2 separate regions of the Homo sapiens genome follow, and region 2 is linked to region 1. Evidence: chromatin loops called from intact Hi-C (ENCODE). Cell type or tissue: mammary epithelial cell. All regions are shown on one strand. Each heading gives the region's core, and the rest is flanking DNA. Links, peaks and the distances in the headings are about the cores only.

The links. A loop is a pair of places that touch in the nucleus more often than their neighbours do. Peaks named below come from ENCODE experiments on the same cell type or tissue, not always from the same donor. Only the 100,000 strongest peaks of a DNase experiment are listed, where the experiment ranks them.
Region 2: a loop joins it to region 1, with 2.7 times the contacts of the local background. A loop is called at or near these places in 2 of 110 quality-filtered maps.

Annotation. Positions count from the first base shown.
Region 1 is chr18:48,257,437-48,269,294 of GRCh38, forward strand. The region is part of intron 2 of ZBTB7C (zinc finger and BTB domain containing 7C); the gene reads right to left. Among named protein-coding and RNA genes, the nearest start is that of ZBTB7C-AS2, 11 kb to the left of the region's middle. In mammary epithelial cell, for the core only: no CTCF peak of the experiment used is centred there; DNase peaks (open chromatin) are centred at 6,825, 7,255 and 9,075; H3K4me3 peaks cover 163 bases; H3K27ac peaks cover 1,089 bases.
Region 2 is chr18:48,324,563-48,336,420 of GRCh38, forward strand. The region is part of intron 2 of ZBTB7C (zinc finger and BTB domain containing 7C); the gene reads right to left. Among named protein-coding and RNA genes, the nearest start is that of ZBTB7C-AS2, 78 kb to the left of the region's middle. RefSeq lists enhancers at 10,007-10,507, 10,508-11,008. In mammary epithelial cell, for the core only: no CTCF peak of the experiment used is centred there; DNase peaks (open chromatin) are centred at 2,519, 4,119, 5,669, 6,079 and 1 weaker place; H3K27ac peaks cover 4,340 bases.

The sequences.
Region 1 (11,858 bases), core at 2,407-10,406:
AATTTTAGACTCAGCTGGCTTCACTGGTAAATTCTACTATTTAAAGAAGAAATTATACTAATTCTACATGAGCTCTTCCAGAAAACTGAAGGGAAGGGAATATTTCCCAACCCATTCCATGAGGGAGCATTACCCTGATACCAAAACCAGACAAAACATTACAAGAAAAGAAAACTACAGACTAATACCCTTCATGAACAAGATACAGAAATTGTAAATGAAATTTCAGCAAATAGAATTTGACAATATTTTAAAAGGATAAAATATCAGGACTAAGTGGTATTTATCTCAGGACTGAAAGGTTGGTTTAACATTTGAAAATCAGTGTAAGGCGCTGTATTAACAAGCTGAAAAAAAAAAAACTAGGATCATGCAAATAGATGCAGAAAAAGCATTTGATAAAATCAAACATCCATTTCTGATTAAGAAAAAAACCTATCAATAAATATCAGCTGGGCATGGTAGCTTGCACCTATAATCCCACCCACTTAAGAGGCTGAGGCAGGAGGATCACCTGAGCCCAGGAGTTCAAGGCTCCAGTGAGCTATGATTGCACCACTGCACTCCAGCCTGAGTGACAGATCAAGACCCCATCTCTAGGAAAAAAACAGAAAACAAAAATACGCTTGGAATAGAAAGAAACTTCTTCAACCTACTAACATGTACAAACAAACCTATAACTAACATCATATTTAATGATGAACAACTGAATGTTTTTCTTCTAAGATCAGAAAAAAAGTCAAGGCTATCCACTCTAACTACTCCTATTCAACATTGTCCTGAATGTTCTAGCCAGTGCAATCAGAAAAGAAGTAAAAAGCACCCAGATTGGAGCAGAAGTAAGACTACTTTTATTCACAGACACCATGATTATCTATGTACAAAATACAATGAAATCCCCAAAAAGCTACTAGAACTAGTAAGAGAGTTGTACCACGTTTGTGATATATAAGATCAATGTATAAATATTAATTGTATTCCTACATACTAGCAACAATAGGAAATTGAAATAAGAAAAGCTACTGACAGTAACACCAAAATATATAAAATGCTCAGTAATAAATACAACAATAGATGTGCAAAATCTGTTTTAAGAACTATAAATAGTGCCAGAAAATTAAAGATCTAAATACACCATGTTCATAGGTTGGAAGATTATTGATATGTCAATTATCCCCCAAATTGATCTGTAGATTCAATGCAATCCCAATCAAAATCCCAGCATATTTTTTTTTCTTTGAGATGGAGTCCCGCTCTGTCACCCAGGCTAGAGTGCAATGGCATGATCTTGGCTCACTGCAACCTCCATCTCCCAGGTTCAAACAATTCTCCCTGCCTCAGCCTCCTGAGTAACTGGGATTACAGGCGCACACCACCACGCTCCACTAATTTTGTATTTTTAGTAGAGACGGGTTTTGCTATTTTGGCCAGGCTGGTCTGGAACTCCTGACCTCAGGTTATCAGCCTGCCTCAGCCTCCCAAAGTGCTGGGATTACAGGTGTGAGCCACTGCGCCCTGCCTTTTTTTGTTTGACACTGAGTCTTGCTCTGTTGCCCAGGGTGGAGTGCAGTGGTGCGATCTCAGCTCACTGCAACCTCCACCTCCCAGGTTTAAGCGATTCTCAGACCTCAGCCTCCCAAGTAGCTGGGACTACAAGCTCATGCCACCACACCCGGCTAATTTTTGTATTTTTAGTAGAGACAGGGTTTCACCATGTTGCCCAGGCTGGCTTTGAACTACTGAGCACAAATAATCTGCTTGCCTCAGCCTCTCAAAGTACTGGGATTATAGGCGTGAGCCACTGCACCCAACCACAAACAAATGATTTTTGACAAGAGTGTAAAAGCAATTCAATGGGAAAAGGATAGTCTTTTCAACAAATCTTGATGAAACAATGAGATATTCTTTTGCAAAAAAGCTAAATATATACCTTCTACCATACACAAAATAAACTCAAAAGGGACCACTGTCCTTAATGTAAAACCTAAAACTATAGAATTTTTGGACAAAAACAAGAGAAAAATCTTTCTGACCTTCAGTTAGGCAATAATGTCTTAGATATGACACAAAAAGCACTATACATAAAAGAAAAAAACTGAAAAATTGGACTTCATAAAAATTTAGAACTTTGGTCCTTGTAAGATACCATGAAGAGAATGAAAAGATAAACTGCAGAAGGTGAGAAATATGCAACCCACATATCTGGAGTATATAACTCCCAAAGCTCAACAATAAGAAATCAAACAACTGTCCCTCAAATGGGCAAAATATTTGAACAGAACTTTACCAAAAAAAATATGAATGGCAAGTAAGCCCATGAAAAATGTTCTGTGTCATTAGTTATAAGGGACATGAAAATCAAAACCACAATGATATATCCCTCCACAACAATTAGAATAGTGAAAATAAGAAGACTGCAAATACGAAATGTCGAGGACAATACAGACCAACTAGAACTCTCCTATATCACTGATAGGAATGGAAAATGGCACAACTATTTTGGTAAGTAGTTTGGCAGTTTCTTAACAAGTTAAAGATATACTACCACACAGTCCAATCATTCCCTTCCTAGGTTTGTATCCAAGAGAAATGAAAACATATCCACACAGACTCATACATGAATGTTCATAGAAACTTTATTTGTAATAGCCCAAAACTGGAAACAGCCCAAATGTCTATCAACAGGCAAATGGATAAACAACCATGGAATACTGCTCAGCAATAAAAATGAATGAACTACTGATACATGCAACAACTTGTATTAATCTCAAAATAACTATGCTGAGTGAGAGAAACTGCATAAAAAGATTACATGCTGTGTGAGCCTATTTATATAAAATTCTAGAAAATGTAAATAATCTGTAATGACAGAAAGAAGATCTGTCACCGAGCATTCCCTTCCCCCTGGGCACTAGGAGTGGGAGGATATGATCACAAGGGGACACAGGAAACTTTTGGGATGAAGGATATGTCTATTATTTTGATGTGGTGATGATGTCATAGATGTATGCATAAGTCTAAACTTACCAAATTGTCCACTTTAACCATGTGCAATTTACTGTAATTCAGTTATATCCCAATAAAGCTGTTGAAAACAACATGCGCTACAGTAAGGAGTGGCTGTGATCAGCCTGGGTAACCTCCTGGAGTTGCAGCAGATCAAGGCAGACTGCAACAGCCACCACTCAAAAGCTCCCTTCCGGTCAGGGAGATGGTCTATGCATCCCACCTACTAGCTCTGACTCATATCTGGTGCGAGAACTGTAGTAAAGTTTTCGAGTTGGCAAAACCAAAGCACAAGACACCAGTGAAGGCCATGTTCGCCATAAGACCTTATCTGAAAAGCCATTTTGACGTCCTTGCTCCTGGCAGCAAAGCCTGCCCTAGGCCTGGTGATCTGGCCTCCCTGTCTACTCTGAGCATCTTGCCTTCTCCTCCACTGAAAACCATTCTCCAGAAAATAAAACACAACAAAATCAAGATAAAAGGCATCAGCATGGCCCCACACCAGGCTTTAACGGGCAAATTTGTATGAGCAAGGGCAAAATGAAGGGCAGCAAGGAAAACACTGAATTAAAACCCACTTAAATTAAGAATTCAATAGCAGCCACTTAACTAATAAATAGTATTCCTCTCTGCCATTGATTGACTCAGGATTGTAATGAAGAGTTCCAGGGGCAACAGCGGAATGTTTTAATTCATCGGATAAACGTCACCAACTCTTGGGTTCCTAAGATTGAATGTGTTGGAGAAAAGCGGAATGGAGAGCCCACAGGAATTAATTCTTGGAACATCCCTGCAGGGTCAGCATTATTATACCCTGCTTCTAGGTGGATTTAATATCTCGAGTGCTGGGCAGGGCACCGTGTGCAGACAGGGGCTCCATGATCGTTATCAAGTGATGATGGGGCAGATAGACTAGAGCTGGAGCTCACACTGGATCAGCTGTCTTATTTATTTCCAAGTTAAGAGACTGAACAAATGGACTTCTGTTATTATCATGGTGATGATTATTGCTGTGGTGCAAAATAATGGCTTGGCGCTGCCGGAACTATGTGGGAAAGACTGCACTAAGTCACTGGCTCCAGAGAGAGTTGTTCTCATAGGATGATGTTGTGCAAAATAAGAGTTCATCTGAAGGATACCCCTGATTCCCACCCTAGATGCCCACCCAACAGCTCTGCCTGGAATCCTCGCCTCTGAGTCACTCCATGCATCACAGAGCATCTTCACAGCATGGACACTAGGCTCCCAAATAGACCCTAAGCTCTCACTGTCGCTGCTTCTTACGAAGCAAGTGCCAGGTGGCATCAGCTCAGGCTCTGTGGGCTCCCCAAATACCCCATTAACCAGGACATGGTGGTCATGGAAAGGCATTTTGGGGATGTGAGCACTCTGAATCTTCCACATCATCATTAAGATCTATTTTCTGCACCAAATGGAAGAGGCAGGTCTGGCCTTGGCCTTCCTTGTACAGAATACCTTGAACTGGAGCCATCTTAGCATCTGTGGGTGCAGGCAGAGCAGAAGGGCCAGAAGGAAGGTGCAGAGGGGACAAAGGTCCTCTTCCCTATCCTCTGGGACCTTCCAGTATATCTAGTCACAGGGCTAGGGATTCACATCCCTAGAAAGTCACAGGAGTATGTGAAGAAAGCATGAACATGGAAAAGAATCTGAAATATCCTTACATCTATTTTCAATGACTGTCTCATTGTACAGCTGGGGAAACTGAGGCACAGGAGAGTAAAATGACCGGCTCAAGGCTGCACAGTGAGAGGACGGCAGAGCTGGATGTCAACCCAAGCTCCCTGGCTCATGGTCTACCCTAGCACTTCATGCTTCCAGCCTCAGGAGAGTTCAGTGAAGTTGAAGGATGAAGTACTTGGAAGGTGGCCCATAACCAAGCAACAGGGGTATCTTGACCACTTACAGAGTCCACACCCTGTGGTCCTGCCCTGCTGGGATTCTGGGAAGAAGTCTGCTACTTCCCTATCCTCAGAGAGCTTGCTGTCTCACTAAGGAGATGAGGCCTACCCACAAGAAACTCTCTAAGACAAACACCAGGCAGTATATGAAACCAGGGCTCATATAGATGATGTGGAAATGCTCAGAAAACAGCACCAGTGTAGAGTGGTCTCATCTTGGAGTAAGCCCTACAGACTTACTTTATAAATAAGGAAATCATCAGCATACAGGGAAATGTTACCCAGCCTTTCTTTCCTGTGTGACATACCCAACAGACAGGAACACATTAACACACAACCACTAACCCAATTTAAGTTCGAGAAGACTGCATGTCCGTGTCACTCCATGTTGCTAGGTTTTGTCTTTAGGGCTATGTGGCCAGATGGGGCAGTTTCAGGCTCCACCAAGACCAGCCTACAGAGCATGCCCCAGACCAGTTATAGAGCCTGACAGTGCCCAGCAGCCAGTATCACTGGATGCAGAATCTGCGAGCCAAGAGCACTGGCTGGGCCTCACTGCAGAGCTGTCCACCTTGTTTCCACTCTGTCTTCTCATGCTCCTACCACCAGAATGCCTTCTGTGCCCACTCAGGGTAACCTGCACCTGGCCTGGCCCAGGTTGCTCATAACATGAGCCACTGTTCCTCTCTGGCCTAGAGTGGCCCCAGCTCCCATGGGAACCATGTGCTCCAGCCTGATTCAACTCCTCATTGTCCCACAAACACCATAAAAGTTCCTGTCCCAGTGCTTGGTGGACACTTTCCCCCACCTAGCAAGGCTTTCAGGTCTCTCCTTCTGGCTAAATCTACCTGCTCTTCAGGACCATCCCCCACACTCTGACTGCCTCAGCCCACGTGGATCTTTCTGTCCTCTGGGCCCCCAGTACACTTGCAAGTAGCACCACTCACGTGGCACCAGCACGAGCAACTCGTGTGGGCAGGGAGATGCTGGTGCAGCCTCCTTGCAATCATCAGCAACCTGAGGGCAGCATCACACTGTGCTGATCTCTGCATCCACTCTGCAGCCACTCGTCCAGACATCAGAGTTAAGGATTAGAGAAAACAGAACTGTCTCTTCTTTTTCTCAAAGGAATAGAGGACCTTAAAAAATGTACTTAATGAATGCATGCAGCTGAGCATTCTGGTGTCCCGAAAATGACCTTCCTGACCTCCTTCCTGGCCTCTCTCCACAACCTTCCACAGCAGTCCTGAGAGGGTCAGCTATCTCGCTCTTGACACTGGGAACTGTGTCTATTCATGTCCCTGTGGCTCCTTGGTGACAATAAAGCTGCTAAAAAAAAAAAAAAAAACTCAGCAGAAAGGAGCCAAGGATATAAACAGACAATACATAGGAGGAAAAACAAATCATAAACCAACATATTAAATAGTTAGTAATAGATTAGTAATCAAAGATATGCAAATTAAACCACTCAAGCCCCCCAAATGCAATATAAGGCAATAATATACCATTTTATAGTTATAAATTAGCCCCCCAAATGGAGTTAATAAATCAAATGCTGGTAGGACTGTAGACAAGTGAGAACATTTGTAAACGGCTAGTGACATTAAAATCTGGTGCAATATTTGGGTAAAATATTTAGCAAAACACATCAAGACCTATAAAGATATCTGTACTCTATAACCTAGTAATCCCACTGTTGGGACTTCATCCTAAAAGAAGGAACAGAAATCTGCAGTCCCACCATTGCTGAGTCAGCAGTACCTAAGGCCTGTGACTGTTAATACCTCCAGTGCGTGGGTGACATCTCTACAGTCAATTAATGAGCCAGTCTTCATAAGATATTACATTAGCCAGCCTGGCTAACATCAATTACAGTCAGAAGCTGAGCTGTAATCATGGGGCGAATAAGACTGAGCTGCTCATTGTTTAAAATGACCACAGAATGAAATCACCTTTATGAGCACAACTGGGATAAATCAGAGAGAAACAAAGAAAGGAGCACTCGCCGCATGTCACTCCCCACAGCTGGCTCTGTGTCACTGCACATCCTCACAGATGCAGCTAGGCTTGCCTGCCTACTCTGGGAAGCCAGAGCCCCACTCCCCAGGCTTGGCTTGATGAAGGACCTTCTGGGGTCTTCTGAGAGGCTGGGTTTCAGCTGTCAGACACGATCCAGGTTTCAGAGAGGTGGAAATAGCTTTCCAATGTGCTGGAAAGCAGTGCTTTGGAAACCTGGCTGCAGGGGTTCGGTTAAGGGAGGCTGGGAAGGGCTACCACCAAGTCACCATGGCAACAGCCTCCTTGACATCACCCTCCCCCTAACCCGGCCAGCTCCCACCAAATGGTCTGCTCACATGGGGAATGGTGACTAACTACATGTTCATGTGGTGGACACTCCCCCAAAAGGACTGTGCCTGGGAGTCAGCCAAAAGGGCAGCCTGTAGAATTTTCTACCTTCACAGGGCACTTTGCAAAGCTCTTTTCCATCTGTCGTCTCAATCAACCCCCACGACCACAAGCGAAGTGGAAGGACAGGGGTCCCAAGTCCTTGGCTGCAGATGAGAAAGTAAAAGACAGAATGGTTATGCCACTTGGGAAGGTCACGGTGAAGTGAGAACCACCTGTCTGGATGAGAGACAATGGGTGGAGATGGGGTAGGAGGAGGGATCTGCCTTCTAGTCCTGGTGGTGCCAGGGAGGTCTCTAATAGAACTGAAAAGCCTGGTTTTAGCAAGAATCAACCCTATCCTTGATATCTAATTACCTGGCCTGCCTTTGGCAAGAATCCTGTTAGGTTTGTTTGGCAAGAGTCCCTCTACTCTTGATGTCTCCACTAGTAATTTTCTAACTCTGCTCCTGCAACTCTGCTCTTTGATTGTAAGTCCCCAATTGTCTTTGTTGTGTTTAGGATTGAGCTTAGTTCTATCCTGAAGTCTCTTTTCTCTTATTGCAATAGTTTCTGATTAAAATCTGTCTTTATCTCTTTAGTGCCTGGCTATGGTTTTCTCTGACAATAGTCAATATGTTCAGCAATTCTGAAGCTAGAACACGGGAGTTCAAGTCTTGGTTCATCTCGGATTTTCGCTTAAGCTGGGCAAGTTATTTATGCTCTCTGAGCCAGTTTGCTCATCTCTAGAACAGGGATTGTAACGGAACATACCCCAGAGGAGAACTAAATGACATCATGCAGGCAAAGCACTGAGCCCAGTGCTGGCCTGTGGGCAGAGTGCAATAAAAGAGCCCAGTTTTTCTTATGGTCACATTGAAAATAAAACTCACAATATGAAGGACATGGCATCCTGTCAAAGAGAGGCATCTCTTGAATCTAATCATGCCAACATCAGACAAACCCTAAATGAGGGGCACTTACAAAATAACTGGCCTGTATTCAACAAAATAGCATTCAGTCCATGGGAGACAGGGAAAGACTGAGAAACTGCTCACAGACTGCAGGAGACTAAAGACGCGTGTCAACTTGCTGTACCATGTGATTCTGCACTGGGCCCTTTTGCTAAAACGACATCATTGAGACACTTGCACAACGTAATGAGGGTCTGAGGATTATGAAGCAGCAGCAAATCAGTGTGAATTTCCTGGTTTTGGTGGCTGTGGTGTGGTTCTATAGCAGAATGTTCTCGTTTATAGGAAATGCACACTAAATAATATTCTGGGATGATGGAGCGTCAGTTTGGCAATTTACTCGCAAATGGTTCAGGGGTGAGGGAAGGCTCCTTGTACTGCATTTGTGCCTTTTCTGTAAGTTTGAGATTGTTTCAAAATTTTAAAAATTCAAAAATAATTTTAAAGTGAAATAAAGCTAATGCTTAGAGAGGTTTAAGTGGTCGATGGAGCTAGGACCCACCAACACCCAGGCCTCCGATCCCACAACTCATGCTCTTCCCACTGACTCCACGGCAGGGAGGAAGGCATCCAGGAGGCGACTGAGAAGGACTATTGCAAGGGTCTTGGTTTCTGGTCCCTATTAGGCCTTTAACCCCAGTCTCTTCAGTCTCTTCATCCATAGAACAAGCAGGTGGCAGAAGCCTGAGGTTCTTAACACAGGCAATACCACACCCCGGATGTTGGAAATGAGGGTGCCAAATAACCTGCAATGCCTCCACAATCTCACCCAGCCAAGACTTGACCTGCATTCTAGCACTATAGAGAAACAGACTTTGTTTTGTTCATAATTTTAGCAGGAGTTACTCATCATTGTAAAAGAAATCTCATTGCAATAGCAGTGCTGCTCTCAGCAACTGAGCTGTCCACACAACCCCCCTAGCATCCGTACCAAATCAGTGGCTCCAGGCACAGGGGCAAGCTTCTGGCCACTTCATTATGTCTCCTAGTCTACTCCTGCCTAAGCACTGATAGAGTGAAATACATACAATTTTATTACAAGTTACTTTCCTTTTATTTCTGTTTAATGTTACAGGTAGCTATATAGAATGGATTTTTTTTTTTTAGTTTTATGTGTAGGTAGGTTTACATGTATTTATGAGTATCATTTCAGGCTAGCAAAAGGAATATTATAAGATATGTGTTATAATAAAAGGACATTGGGTCTTCAATGGGACATACATCCTAGTAGGCTCCACCCCATTCCTTTAAAGGATTACATAGCACTCTATAGCTCAAAAATTCCTCTACTAATAGACACTGAGGTCATTTGATGTTTGTTTCCATTTTCACTGTTGCAAATATGGCTGCAGTGAACACCCTGGTACCTGCCTCTTTGACTCATGATTAGCTTCTGCTGTAGGTCAAGTTGGATCAAAGCACAAGGTCATCTTCTTCTAGCCCAGCCTCCTCCATTGCTCATCAGATACCCCCTCAGCACCACAGAAACTACATGACAGGAAGTTTTCTCTTCTGTTTCTTGTCCAGGCCTTCCCACTGTCATCACTGACCAATCCCTGGCAACAATTCATCCAGCATCAGATAAGGCATGTGTTCACTGCTTGACAGCAAGGCCCCCCTCAACAGTTCTATTCAACTAAAACTAATCGGCAGGGATAAAGAGTGGCCTGGCACCACACTCTCAGCTGGAGTTTGCACAAAGGGAAATGCATTTTAGTCTGGCAGCAAAGTCTTTTCACGACTGGGTCTTCATTGTTATCAATATGGTAACCAAGGCCAGAGGAATAAAGGAAACCCAAATTCTCCTTCCCACTCTCACTCACCATGGCTTCTCCCCAAGGTTCCTCTGAGCACATCATGTTCTGGTTTGCAGGTTGAAAGACACATCAATACGTGTCTCCATCAAACTCACATGTTGATATCCTAACTTCCAAGGAGATGGTGTTAGAAGGTGGTGGAGCCTTTGGGAGGTCATTAGGTCATGAGGGTGGAGCCCTCCTGAATGGGATTAGAACTTTCATAAAAGAGACCCCTGGAGAGCTCCCCTGACCCTTACACCACGTGAGAACACAGCAATAAACAGCTGGTTGTAAGCCAGCGTGCAGCCCCTCACCAGACACCAAATCTACGGGCACCTTGATCTTGGACTTCCCAGCCTCTAGAACTGTAAGAAACTAATGTCTTTTGTTGTTAAGTCACCCAGTTTATGGTATTCTGTGATAGCAGCCCAAATGGACTAAGACAAAAGGCCTTGTAGATTTCTAGCTTCTAAATGTCTCTGTCTCACAGATGTGAATTGCAAGTACTCTCCATAGGCCAACATTCAAGATATATCAGCCGTTTTGGCAACTGAGCACAATATTTAGCAGATACTTTCAATAGGCAAATGAGAACAAGTTTGAGGTGAAATCTTTGGGAACAGCAGGCCATGCACTTGTTTAAGCATTGAGTTTCAAAGTCCAACGGCACGCTTTTCATAATTACAAGCACTTCTCCAGCCCCATGTCATTCATTTATTAATTTATTCACTATACAGACATAGAAGACTATGAAAGAAAATTTTGCATGAGACACTTGTTTAAAATGGCAAGACAAATTTTATGCAAGCTGTCACATTAGGGGAGAGAGACTTCAGCGCAGAACTGAGCTCAACTTTGAATACAGCAGAGACAGCTGGGGATTTATAGCCAAGGAGCAAAGTGAGGGGGCCAGTGGGTGGAAATAACTAAGAAGAACTTGATTAGACATCAAGGGCAGGGTATTCTTGCTAAACTGGCTTAACAGGAGTCTTGCTAAAGGCAAGCTGAGGGCTTAGATATCAAGGGTGAGGGATGATGAACTTGATTAGATATCAAGGGTAATCAGATATCAAGGGTGGGGGGGATTCTCAATAAACTGGCTTAGCAGGATTCTTTGCTAAAACTGGGCTCAGCTGGCCAAGGTCAAGGCCTAGGCTAGAAGAGGGCTTGGAGGAGCCTCACTAAAGTTTGTCAAGGAAAGCATCCTTGTCAAGACATATACATGTAAATGTGGGGTGTAGATAAAAATGTAGATATATCTATCTATGCATCTATATACATATGCATATTATACTAGTCCATTGTGATGCTATAATAAAATATCTTAGACTGGGTAATTTGTAAGCAACTGAAATTTATTGCTCACAGTTCTAGTAGCTGGGAAGTCCAAGATCAAGCCACCAGCAGATTTGATGTCTAGTAAGGGCTTGCTCTGTTTCTTTTTTTTTTTTTTTTTTTTGAGACAGGGTCTTGCTCTGCTGCCCAGGTTGGAGTTCAGTGGTACACTCTTGGCTCACTGCAACCTCTGCCTCCCAGGTTCAAGTGATTCTCATGCCTCAGCCTCCTGAGTAGCTGGGACCACAGGCACATGCCACCACACCCAGCTAACTTTTTTTGTATTTTTAGTATCGGCAGGGTTTTGTCTTGTTGACCAGGCTGCTCCCAAACTCCTGGCCTCAAGTGATCCACCCATCTCAGCCTCCCAAAGTGCTGGGATTACACATGTGAGCCGCCATGCCCGGCCTGCTCTGTTTCAAAGATGGTGCCTTCTCACT
Region 2 (11,858 bases), core at 1,549-9,548, 66 kb after region 1:
CCTATGGGAGGTGATGAGTTCATAAGGGCAGAGAAACCAAAAGGGAAGAGGATGCTAGAGGAGGCTGATGAGGTGAGCAGAACCTTGTAGGCCCTGAGAAGAATATCTTACCTTTATCCTAAAAGCAAGAAGAGGCTATGAGAGGGTTTAAATAAGAGAATGACATGCTCAGATAAGCATGCTTAGCAGAGCAATTCCTGTGTGCTGCGTGAAGACTGGGTTGGGCTGGGGATGGTGGCAGGAAACGCCGGGGGACCTGTCTGGGCTGGTCCAGGGAAGGGGGTGGTGAGCTGGACCACATGACGACTCAGGAGCAGAGAGAAGTGGCAGAGTCCAGAGGCATTAACACACAGAGCGGGCAGAGCCACCGTGGATGTGATGCGAGAGGGTGCGTAGAAGCAGGGTTAGCAGACAGGAGGACAATGGAGCTGTTTACAGGACAGAGTCAGTTCCCAGGGCTGTGGGGACTATGTCGGGAGCTCCCTTTGGCCACACTGAGTTTGAAAGGTGCTGTGCATGGTAACATGGGATTGAATGACTGATTGGTCTACTAACTGATTAATTGATAAGTGATCCTGAGACCTCTTTCTAAGATGAAACTCACTTTGAGGACCCTGGCTGACTCAGATACACCCTGGACAAGCACAGATAGAAAACAAAGAAGGCACACATGCAGCAGGAATGCCTTGGAGGGGAAGAGCCCACATAATGGAAATCTAAGTTATTATTACTATTACCTTATCAGATCTGACAAGATCACAGTCAAAGGTGGGGCCGTAGCAGCCTGTAATACAATATAAATGGGATCTCTGGTGGCAGTTGGCCATTGCATTGATTCTTATTCACTCAGAAGCTAAATCACAGGGCTAATATGAAACATGTGTGAAATACCCCTTTTTCATGCACTAGCAATGAAAGGCTTTCACAAATCTGCAGCCAAATGAATGTACTTACTGAGTAATAGGAATGTGCACATGGGCATCATTTTATTACCACATACAGGCCAGCTTCATCAAAGCTTTGATTTCACATTGAAGAAAGTGCTCCAGCTACCCAGGGAGGTAAAGGATTGCCAGCACAAGGCCCCAGGTTGGGAAAGTGACTTTTGATTTGATATCCAAGGCCTGAGGATTTCAACAGTGTGCATAACATCATTTGGTTGCTTGTAGAACCACGGAATGTCAGCATGGGACAGTATCTCAGGTCATGTAGCTCACCTGCATGACAGGTGAAGAAAGGGCTTGTGGAGGGTCACTTAGTTCACCAGCAACAGATCAGGGACTGGAATCCATCCTTTGACTAGTGTAGGCCATGGCCATTCCTACCACTGGATTCAGGACCCATAAGTCTTCACCAAAACCACCATAGGAAATGACAGCAAAGACTATTATCTAACAGCTCAGGAAGGCAAGCAAAGGACACGGTATCTTGGCAAGCATTTCGGTTAAAGTGCTGGGGGACAGAGCATAAGGACCTGGGAACAAAGTCTTGTTCACTTATCTGTTTATAGATAATGCATACTCTACCAACATCTTTTTTTTTTTTTTTTTTGAGATGGAGTCTTGCTCTGTCACCAACTCTGGAGTGCAGTGGCACAATCCTGGCTCACTGCAACCTCCACCTCCTGGGTTCAAGCAATTATCCTGCCTCAGCCTCTCGAGTAGCTGGGATTACAGGTGCGTGCTACCATGGCCAGCTAATTTTTGCATTTTTAGTAGAGACGGGGTTTCACCATGTTGGCCAGGCTGGTCTCGAACCCCTGACCTCAAGTGATCTGCCCGCCTTGGCCTTCCAAAGGGCTGGGATTACAGGCGTGAGTCACCATGCCCGGCCTCTACCTTCTTCTAAAAAAGATTTGGGGTGGTCTGTAATTAAACACACACACACACATACAACAAAATAGTTCAGACTGACATCGGATTGTAGAATTGTTTTTAAAAGCAAAAAAATTGGAAATGACCCAAGTCGGTCCCTCCATAGGGGACTGGTTAAATAAATTCTGTTCATGCATATAGTGGAATACTACAGAGCAATCAAAAAAAAAAGAAAGAAAACTAAAGAAGTGCTCTGTACTAATATGGAGGTATTTCCAAGATGTATAGTTAAGGAAATAAGAAAGCAAGTTGCAGTACAGAGTATTCAATAGGCTATGTTTTATAGGGTAAAATGGAAAACTAAGAATACATACTTGAATTTCTGTGTTTTAGCACAAATAAACACTATGGGGACAACAGGGGCAGGGATGGAGTAGAAAAAGACAGAGGTGAGAGTGAGAAATCTTAGTGTATACCTCTGTAAAAGCATTTGATTTTCATGTTTTGCCTATTCAAAAATTCTAATCCAACTAAACACAAGAGGAAACGCAATAATAACACAAAGTCCTGCAGGTGCAAGAGCCAAAAATTGTTCCCTTCTGCCTTCTCAGAAAAATGGATGCAAATGGTGCCATGCCTGGGTTCCCACCCTCACATCAGCCCAGAAAGTGGAGGGTGAGTCACCAGCCTCTGGCCTGGAGGAGGAGGGAACAGAGCACAGAGAAAGCCCGGTCTGCTGGGCAGCCTGCTCAGGCTGGTCACAGTGGCCTGGTCTCTCTGTCTCTTCGTGGAAAAGATTAGGAAGGCTGGATGGCCTGGGACCTGAATCAGGCCAGTTCCACTCGAGGCCTGCCCTTCTCTGGAGGGCTATGCCCACGTCTGCTCCATGACCCACCCCCGAATCACCATCATCCCAGCTCCTGATGCCCTGTGGTTCCAGGAACAACCACACTGTACTAAGCGCAGTGTTCAAATTCTCAGGACCCCACCAGCACACTTGATTCACAAATATACGCTCATTTTAAGGCCATGTGGTATATGGAAAGAGCACAAGGCTGTGAGTCAGGAGATAGGAGTTCCAGCCCAGCTTTGCCGTGAACTCACTGATCCCCAGCTCACAGCCATGAGCACACTTGATCCACTGCTCATCCCACCCTCCCAGGGCCTTCCTCACTGTTCCCAGTCTCGATCCCAGCTTTGGCCCTAGTGCCAAAGCTCTGGGGGTACAATGCCCCACAACCTGGCATTGCTAAGCCACAGTACTTGGAGAAGAATCGCTGGAGATGAGAGAGGGCAGGGCCCTCAGCTGAGGATGGAGGCTTCAGCTGTGCAAACATGCTCTTCCCCTCCGTCTCTTCTCTGACCCCTTATTGGAGGAGGAGGGGGGCACCCAAACAGCAAATCAATTAAAAGTTACTGCTACCACCCAGATGTCCATACATGAGGTTAAATTAATTGTCTGATTAATGAATTATATCCATATTACAGAAAACCATGTTATAAAGAATTACGGCCATATATATAAACAGTTTTTTTAAGATATTAAGTGAGGCCGGGCGTAGTGACTCATGCCTGTAACCCCAGCACTTTGGGAGGCCGAGGCGGGCGGATCACGAGGTCAGGAGATCGAGACCATCCTGGCTAACACGGTGAAAATTAGCCGGGCGTGGTGGCGGGTGCCTGTAGTCCCAGCTACTTGGGAGGCTGAAGCAGGAGAATGGCATGAACCCGGGAGGTGGAGCTTGCAGTGAGCCGAGATTGCACCACTGCACTCCAGCCTGGGGGACAGAGCGAGACTCTGTCTCAAAAAAAAAAAAAAAAAAAGAAATTAAGTGAAAACACAAGCTGAAGAACATAATATTTAGTTTGATCCCATTTTTGTTTAATATGTATCTATTTTCCAGATCCATGGTAACAGTAGAGATATAGACAGTGACACGGATGTGGATCCGGCTATAGATAAAGCAATTCCCTAAATTGTAGATAGTGATGATCTGTGGTGATGAGGGGTAGTATCACAAGTTCCTTCACTCTCTCATAGAAGTTAAATACTTCTATGTTGTTATTTTTTTCTGATACAAAGCAGTTATTATTTTTGTAATTTGAACAAAGATCTTTCAAATTTACTGCATATCTACTATATACCTGGTTGGGCTGGCCCAAATGATGTCCAAAGTAAGTCAGAGGCTCAGGGGAGGAACCCCCCTCCCAACCCTGCCCCATCCATCAGATGGGAACCTGGGGCCCAGGGAGGTCTCGTGGTTGGCAGCACACAGTGAGTTCATGGCAAAGCTGGGCTGGAACGCCTATCTCCTGACTCACAGTCTTGTACTCTTTCCATATACCACGTAGCCTTAAAATGAGTGTATTTTTAGGGGAGGAGGGTTCTTGATGTGCCTGGTAGGGAAAAAGCAGTGGAAATACTGCCCCCGCCCCACAAAAAAAAAATTAAATTTCACTTTCCAGGACTCACTACATGGCCGCCAGGTCAATACCGCCACTTCCTAAAAGTCAGCCATTGACTGATGGAAGATTCCAGACAAGTGTTCATTTAAAGATGAACCATTAACCGTAAATCAAAGCCCAGAGTGAGTGCTGAGTTACAAAACTAATTAGAATGAGTGGGTAAATGGATGGCTGGTCTCAGTCCCAGTGGCCACCTGACTGTTATCCACCAGGGCTGGGAGAAGATATATTCTCTGAGTCATAAAAGCAACACAGGGTCAGAGAAGGCTTCTTTAAGAAGTCTCTCTCTAATATAAAAATAATCACCACCATCTCCTCAAAAGGCAGCCAAAATGGCAGGGCACACATTGATCAATTAACAAGTATTATTAAACCTCTTATTCCACTGAGCTTGGAAGGCCCAGCGGCCTCTTCCATTTGACCACCACTTTACAACGCAGAAAGGCTTTAACTCATCATCCTGTTGGATCCCCTGTGCCCTGTTGCTGGTACTTTTTAACCTCCATTTTTGTGTCTGCAGAAGTGATTAGTGACATGTTCAGGGGCGTGCAAAGCTGACAGGCAGAGCTAGGCGCTGCTGTTGCCCCCATGCCACACTCTGCTGAGGGGCTGCAGAAGGAAAGGAAACTAAACAACCTCTGAGAAAGTAAAACAACCAAAAGTACAACCCAAGCCAGTCCAGAGTTGGTGCTGATCTGTCACCCTCCCAGACCACCTGCACTACAAAATGCAAACACATTTTTCCACCCTGAGATTTTTGTCTTCTGGGTGCAGTTTATGTATGTGTGTTTGCACATATGAATACACATATGTGCATCTTTAGTGTTTGACTCTTTGTACTCCTTGAAGTGTTTGTACCGACACTGTCCATTAAACTCTCGCCTTAGGGTCAGTAAGACAGGCAATCTATTTCCATTTAATAGATAAGGAAGCTGAGGCTCAGTGCATCTCGCCCCATGTCTTATTATTCCTCAGTGGCAGAGTAGGGAGGGACAAAAACTAAAAGTTGTTGAGGGCTCACTGGATCAAGAACTGTCCATGTCATCTCATTTTGCACCTACAACAATCCCGGGAGGGAGATTTGCTTTCCCCATGTTACACTTGCGGACAGCAAGGCTCAGGGAGACTGTCACCTTCCCCGAGTGGCAGAGCCAGAACTCAACATCAGGGCTCTCTGAGCTCAAAGCTGAGGTTCTGTGGTTGCTGTGCAAGTCCACAGTGGGGGTCAACTCTGTGCCAGGCACTGAGTAAGTCCTTTCCCAAAATATCAGTACTGGCAATAGCTTATGCGTAGCCTTCTAACAAGCTCGGAGGGAGCTAAGCTCTGTCTAGGGCTCTTGAGGACAGGGCATGCCCCAGCATGTCTTTAAATCCTGGCATGGCCCAGAGCAGGGCACCTGGGCACGGAATGTACCTTGTTGAGGTCTCCACCACAGTGCCATCCTTTTCTAGGGCCTTCTCTTTAATTTCTGCTGTGCAAATTAAAGGATGATGTGGACTTTTAGGTAGCATGAGCTCTTGCCTGCTGTTCACATCCTGAATAACTCCATGCACACTCAGTGAGGCGAGTCAGTGCCCCCAAACAGCTCTCTGCACCCAAGAAACCGGGCCAGCTTCATGGTGTGCCTCAGATCCCCTCACCTCCACTCAAGTCACCACTGCCAGCCTTTTCCAATGTTTCCATTAGAGTTTGTCATCTCTCACTGCCCTAAAAAGTGATATGATGATGATGATGATGACAAACATTTCCACATGAAGGCTTGGGTGTCTGAGTCATATTTTGTTGCTTTGTCCCAGTGGTTTCTGTATTTAAAAAAAAAAAAAACTGAAAAGAGAGGGCAGGACTGAGTGAGTGTGGGCAGGATGAGTAATCCCAGCCTTGCTGGGTCCTGGTGGGAAGAAGAAAAGGGGGTGGAGACAGAATGGAAGAGAAGATGGGAGTGGCTGTGAGGGCTGGGCAGGGGGAGCATCTACCCCAGCTCCGGACAGGTAGGACTTGGGCCCCCAAAGTCAGATAGCATTGAAATCCAAACAAGGTTTATGTGCTCAGCTGCAGAATGTGGGCGTGCGGAGGCAAGGGCAGTGTTCCAACCAAGTGATCCATAACCAACAAAGGGAGAGCCCATCTAAATCTGCCCCAGACTTTCAGGTCAAGGGTTCCCTCCTCCAGGTGGCCTTTGCACACCACCCCAGCCAAGAGTGATCCCCCTTTCCTCTGAACCTGAACCACTCATTTGTCCCGGGGGCCAGAAGGCTTTGCTAGCCTCCATCCCTGTGTATTTTCATTGCTTCCCCAATTCCATCATGATTTCCCGAAGGACAGGGAACTTGTCTTCCCACCTCTGTGTCTTAGACGGCACCTTGCAGACAGAGCCATGCTGCATGAGCCACCAAGAAATGTTTGTGGACCAAAGTCTCAGAAAATGGTACCAAATAATAATCACACAACTTATCCTTCGATCTTGGGCTTTATGCTATACAAAGCCATGTCACATTCTTGTGAGGTAGGTGGCAAGTGATATTAAGTTCATTTTACAGATAGAAAAACTGAGGCTCGTGCAGCATGGAATCTGAGTGGCTGCCCAATGACTAGTGAGTAACCAGAAACAGTTCTGGAACCCAGGATTCTAACTTTATTCTGATTTTCCTTGGAGGGACTCAAAGTTTCTATTTCCTTTGAAGCACATAACAAATAATTTTGGGGCACACTGCATTACGATAGCCCATCCCCGTCCAAGAGGTACAGTGTATATTAGCATCACCAAGGCTCTGAAGAAATCTCTTTGGCTTAGTTCAGTGCAGCCTTCTCCAAACTTGCCTTACCCTGAAATCTTTTTGCATGTGACCCTACCGTATTCTATACTGAGCAAATGTTCTGTACTGTCACTTTCCCGAAGGGTAAACCACGCTCCCAGGACAAGCTGTATATTATTGGCATAGAAAGGCTTAAGCTAGATAAACAAAGCTCTAATGGTGAAATTTCAGGGCTCAGCCAGCTGGTAGGAACATTTCCACTTCTTTTTTTAATCACTGAAATGTTCAAAGAGACACAAAATGTTTGTGTATGTTGTTCACTAAAATCTTTTATTCTGAAATTTTTTTCTGCAATATTTTGAAGAAAATTCTAGATATCATATCATGTTGTCTGAATTTACTTCAGTATATAACACTGTCACAGCATTACACATCCTAAAAAATTAACACTAATTCCTTAATATTTAACCCAATTCTCTCCAATATATCCTTCTACAGTAGGTTGGCTTGAATCAGGATTCAAACAAGACTCATCGATTGCATTTGGTTGGTGCATCTATTAAGATTCTCTCAGTCTATAACAATTCCCTCTTCCCCATCCCCTTTTCCCCCTGAACATCAGTCATGTTAGAGAAAGAAATAAGGTTACTGGTCCTGGGAAGCTCCCCACTGGTCTGAACTTGGTGATGGCCTTCCACAAGTCCTTGGCTCAGGTAGAAATTGGTAGTTAGAGCTATCACTTTATCAGCATTAGCTTCAGCCTCATGGCAAGAAAACATTATGGTCGGTGCAGTGTCCTCCCTTTCACATGGCAGCTGGCTGTCCCACTTGTAGCAAAGCATAAATTGATTTGGGGGTTTGGATGGCGGGAGGCACATCTTTTTGAGCAACTAGGTCTTCCCAGTGTCTCCAAAGTTATATTATATTCTAGAATTTGGTTCTAAATACATCTATAACCCAGGATTTGCTAATTTTCTAGGATTTCATGGAAGATGCTCTCCTACCATTCAGTTCCAAAATTCTATCAGTTTACCCTTTCCTAGTCTGTTTTTTGGTGACCTTTTACCTCTCCTTTGCTTTTTTTTTTTTTTTTTTTTTTTTTAAGAAAAGCCATTTTCCAATTACCAGGCAAGCCAGGGACCTCGTATTCCCTCCAGGCCAGCCCCTACCAGTGACTCCATGGGCTTAGCTAAAGTCCCAGGGTCTCAACAGTCCATGGCTTCCTCCCCTCATCTCTTACAAGACAAGTCAGAATCTCAAGGAGAGCAACAACACATAGTCGAACATGATAAATATGCATCCCAAATTTTTAAAAACCAAATTACACAAATCAAGCTTATTCTGAGAGGTTTGTTTTACCAGGGGTCTCTAGTGCTCCAATCAGCATAATTAAATAGTAAGATCTCTCTAGAATTGATTGTGGTTTTCACTTTTTTTTTCATCCAAGGACCATTTCAGCAAGATGATTTTAAGCTAATAAGAACCCCCAAATTAGAAACTAATTAAGGAGATGGAAAATACAAATGTATTTGTTTTTAGTCGGGTACTATTTTTATCAGAAGAATCATGAAAAATTAAAATTGTTAAATACTCATATGAAGGTTGTCAGTCAAGGGCAATGTAGCTTTCTTCCTCTCCCTGCTGCAAAACTTAAGGTGATATAGCAGAAGCTGTTCCCCCTGGGCTCCCAGGAAGCAATAAAGATACTAATTTTAAAGAAACAGAATTTATACACTGCCAGACTCGGTGAGGAAAGAGTGTTGCCATAATTCTCTCAAATCTTTAGCAAGTAAGATCCACAGCACCTTTTACTTTTAGAGCGCATGTACACCTGGAAACAGGATTAAATCATTGCAGTACAGACTCTCATGCCCATTTAATAGAGGAGAACATTAAGGTCTGGGGAACTTAAAAGAACTGCACTGGGTCACATAGCAAACTAAGAAAAAGCCAGGTCAATAACCTTATCCAAATGTGCTTGAGTTTGTGACACCCCCCTCTGCATTGTCCTCCAAATGTGCCATAGATCATCTTTTGAAATAGATGTTAAGTCACAGTGACACTGGTTTGAAGGACTCTTTTAGGATTCGTGACAGCCTTGAGAGCTTGGGGCCCAGGAGAGCCAGCAGGAAGCAGCAGCCAGCTGCTAAAGGGGGCGGGGGCTCTCCAGTCTAGAGAGGCAGGCAGCAACACGAGTGACCCAAATACCACTGCAGCGAGCATCAAAGGCCCATTAACCCAACCACACACAGTCAAATGTGGACCCAACCTTGAAAACACTGTCTCAATGCCCAGGACCAGAGAATTTCCATTTATCCTGCAGACTTTGCCCTGATTCCAGTGCAGCTTAAGCCCAGTTACTTTTCATGTCACCCACCTGCACCTCCTGATCCTACTTCCTCCACGCCAGGCCCAGAGGACATGGGATTTGCCTGGAGCCCCCATTCCCTATCACAGAATCCTCACCAGACCCAAGCCAGGGAGGCAAGGAGGACCTACAGGACTTACTTAGATCCATGGCATGCTCCCAAGTCCCAGGAAGGATGGATTATGAGCTTTCACAATAATCTAGGTGGATTCCAAACTCAGGAGGATTGGCTAGAGACCCCCCACACACAACAGGCTGAGGGAAAGTAAAGATGTCAGGGAAACCTACTGCTGCCACCAACACCCAGATCCTTCCCCTCTCCCAAAGGAGAACAGGAGGCAAGGGGTTAATTCAGAGGCACTCACCCCGGGGGATAGAGCACCTAGGGGGAGCACCTCATGGGAACACCTAGTTGAGTCCTATGGCAGCACCATCTGCCATGAGATGCCAAGAGAAGGGGCATCTTTTAAATCAAATCTGCAGCCTCAAACCCAGCTCCCAGACCCGAAAACACCCCCAGGTAGGGAACTAAGAGTCTCAATAACATTTGATAACTCTATAAAGGACCTTCACATACACTATCTCATTTGAGGCTCTGAAAAAACCCAGAAGGCAGGCGCTATTTAACTCATTCTTCAGATGGGGCTGGGCATAGGGCAGTGGCCAGAGCTGCCATTCACAGGACAATAAAATGTGTACTCCCTCCAGTCCCAAAAAGAACAGCCATATTTCGTGACAATAAGATCTGAACTCCCTACCCTAAGGGGAAGTTATTTGAATTTTTCTTTCTGGGAAAAGCAAGGGGACATGGTAAGGTAGGAACAGGCCTTTGTTTCAAAGACTGAGGCTGGGAGGCAGGAGACAGAGGGATGAAGGACATGGAGCTTTTAGAGAAGGATCCCTGGGTTGGATCCCAAGAGAGGTGGGATGACTTGGGACCTGGAGTGGCTGGCAACCCTCACTCCACTGGAGTGCAGTGCCTCGGTGCTGTCGGCCCCCTAGAGATGGTGGCCTGGGCACTCTAGCTTCCCCTGTGGCAGAGCTGGCATAGATAGAGCACCAGCTGGCTGCAGGGGGCTGCCTCCTCCAGCTGACCACACAGGTCTGGATAAAGGGGCACCACAGGCAGCTGTCACCACCAGGGGCTAAGGCCCAGGCCTCACCCCTCCTTATTTGTGCTGGCCTGCAAAGTGGCCCGGTTCTCATGCAAAGGGAGAGTGGAGACAGAACTACAGAAATGCCAGTTAGGAAACTTTCTGCCAAACTTAGCCAATAGGAAAACCCAAATTTGTTTTTATTTGATTTAGGAAAATAAGAAGAATTACTTCTTGAAATTGATCGTCACGGGGCAATTATTCATTATTTTATTTAGTCCTCATAGTTACCTAGCAAGATAGAATTTATTAGTTCCAATTTCAGGGAAGCTTCTGAGGCTCAGAGACCTTCAGGAACCGCCTGAAGGTCCTAGACCCAGCAAGCGGCAGAGTCCTGAATCCAGTTGCTGAGACCTGGAGTCAGGGCTGGTTCCAGAGAACATAAGTCACCATCTAGAATAAGTGATTCAAGATATCTCTTATTATTCAAGAGAATGTCCCCAGGGATTCGTTATAGACATTTCATAGTAAATCCTGATGTCTAGTCAGGATACCCCTGGCCCCTGGGTGCTCCTTGGCAAGATATTCTAGAGTCTAGATTGGTGCTATCCAACACAGTTGCCACTAGCCAACTTGAAATGTGGTTGGTCCAAACTGAGACGGTGCTACAAGTACAGAATACACTGTAGACTTCAAACACTTTGTATGAAAAGAATGTAAAATATCTCATTCATAATTTTTATGCTAATTACATGTTAAAATAATATGTTAGACCTACTGAGTGAAATGAAATATATCATTAAAATTAATTTCACTTGCTTATTGTTACTTTTTTAAATGCTGCTACTACCACATTTAAAATGACACACGTGGCTTGCATCTGAAGCCCGCCCCAGTGGCTATTGGGCCACCTCACTCCAGGTCACAAGTCTTGCCTTGGCTTCTTGCACACCCCTCCCCTTGAGTTGGAAGACAAGGAGTCAAGACTCTCCAAGCATTCGGAGAATGTCCTCTTTTCTCAACACTTCTCTAAATTCCTGGACCCACCCCTCCTGCCTCCAGTCTTTCTGTGTGCCCAGCAACTGCCAAAGCACTTAAATGCAGTCACCATTTCCGAGTGGTAGGGTCCACCTAAAACCACATTTTCTGTGGCCAGAGAAATTCTGATAACCAGTTTTCAAAGCCCAGGCCCCCAACCCTGTTAGCAGTCAGAATCCCTGGAAGTTAGAAGGCACTTCTCCCAGCCTTCCTGGCTCTCACCCCCCACCAGACTGTGAGCTTCTCCAAAAGCAGAATCACGGAAACAAGCTACATGTACCGATCACTTATTATGGTGCCAGCTGCTGTCCTAAGTGTGTTACA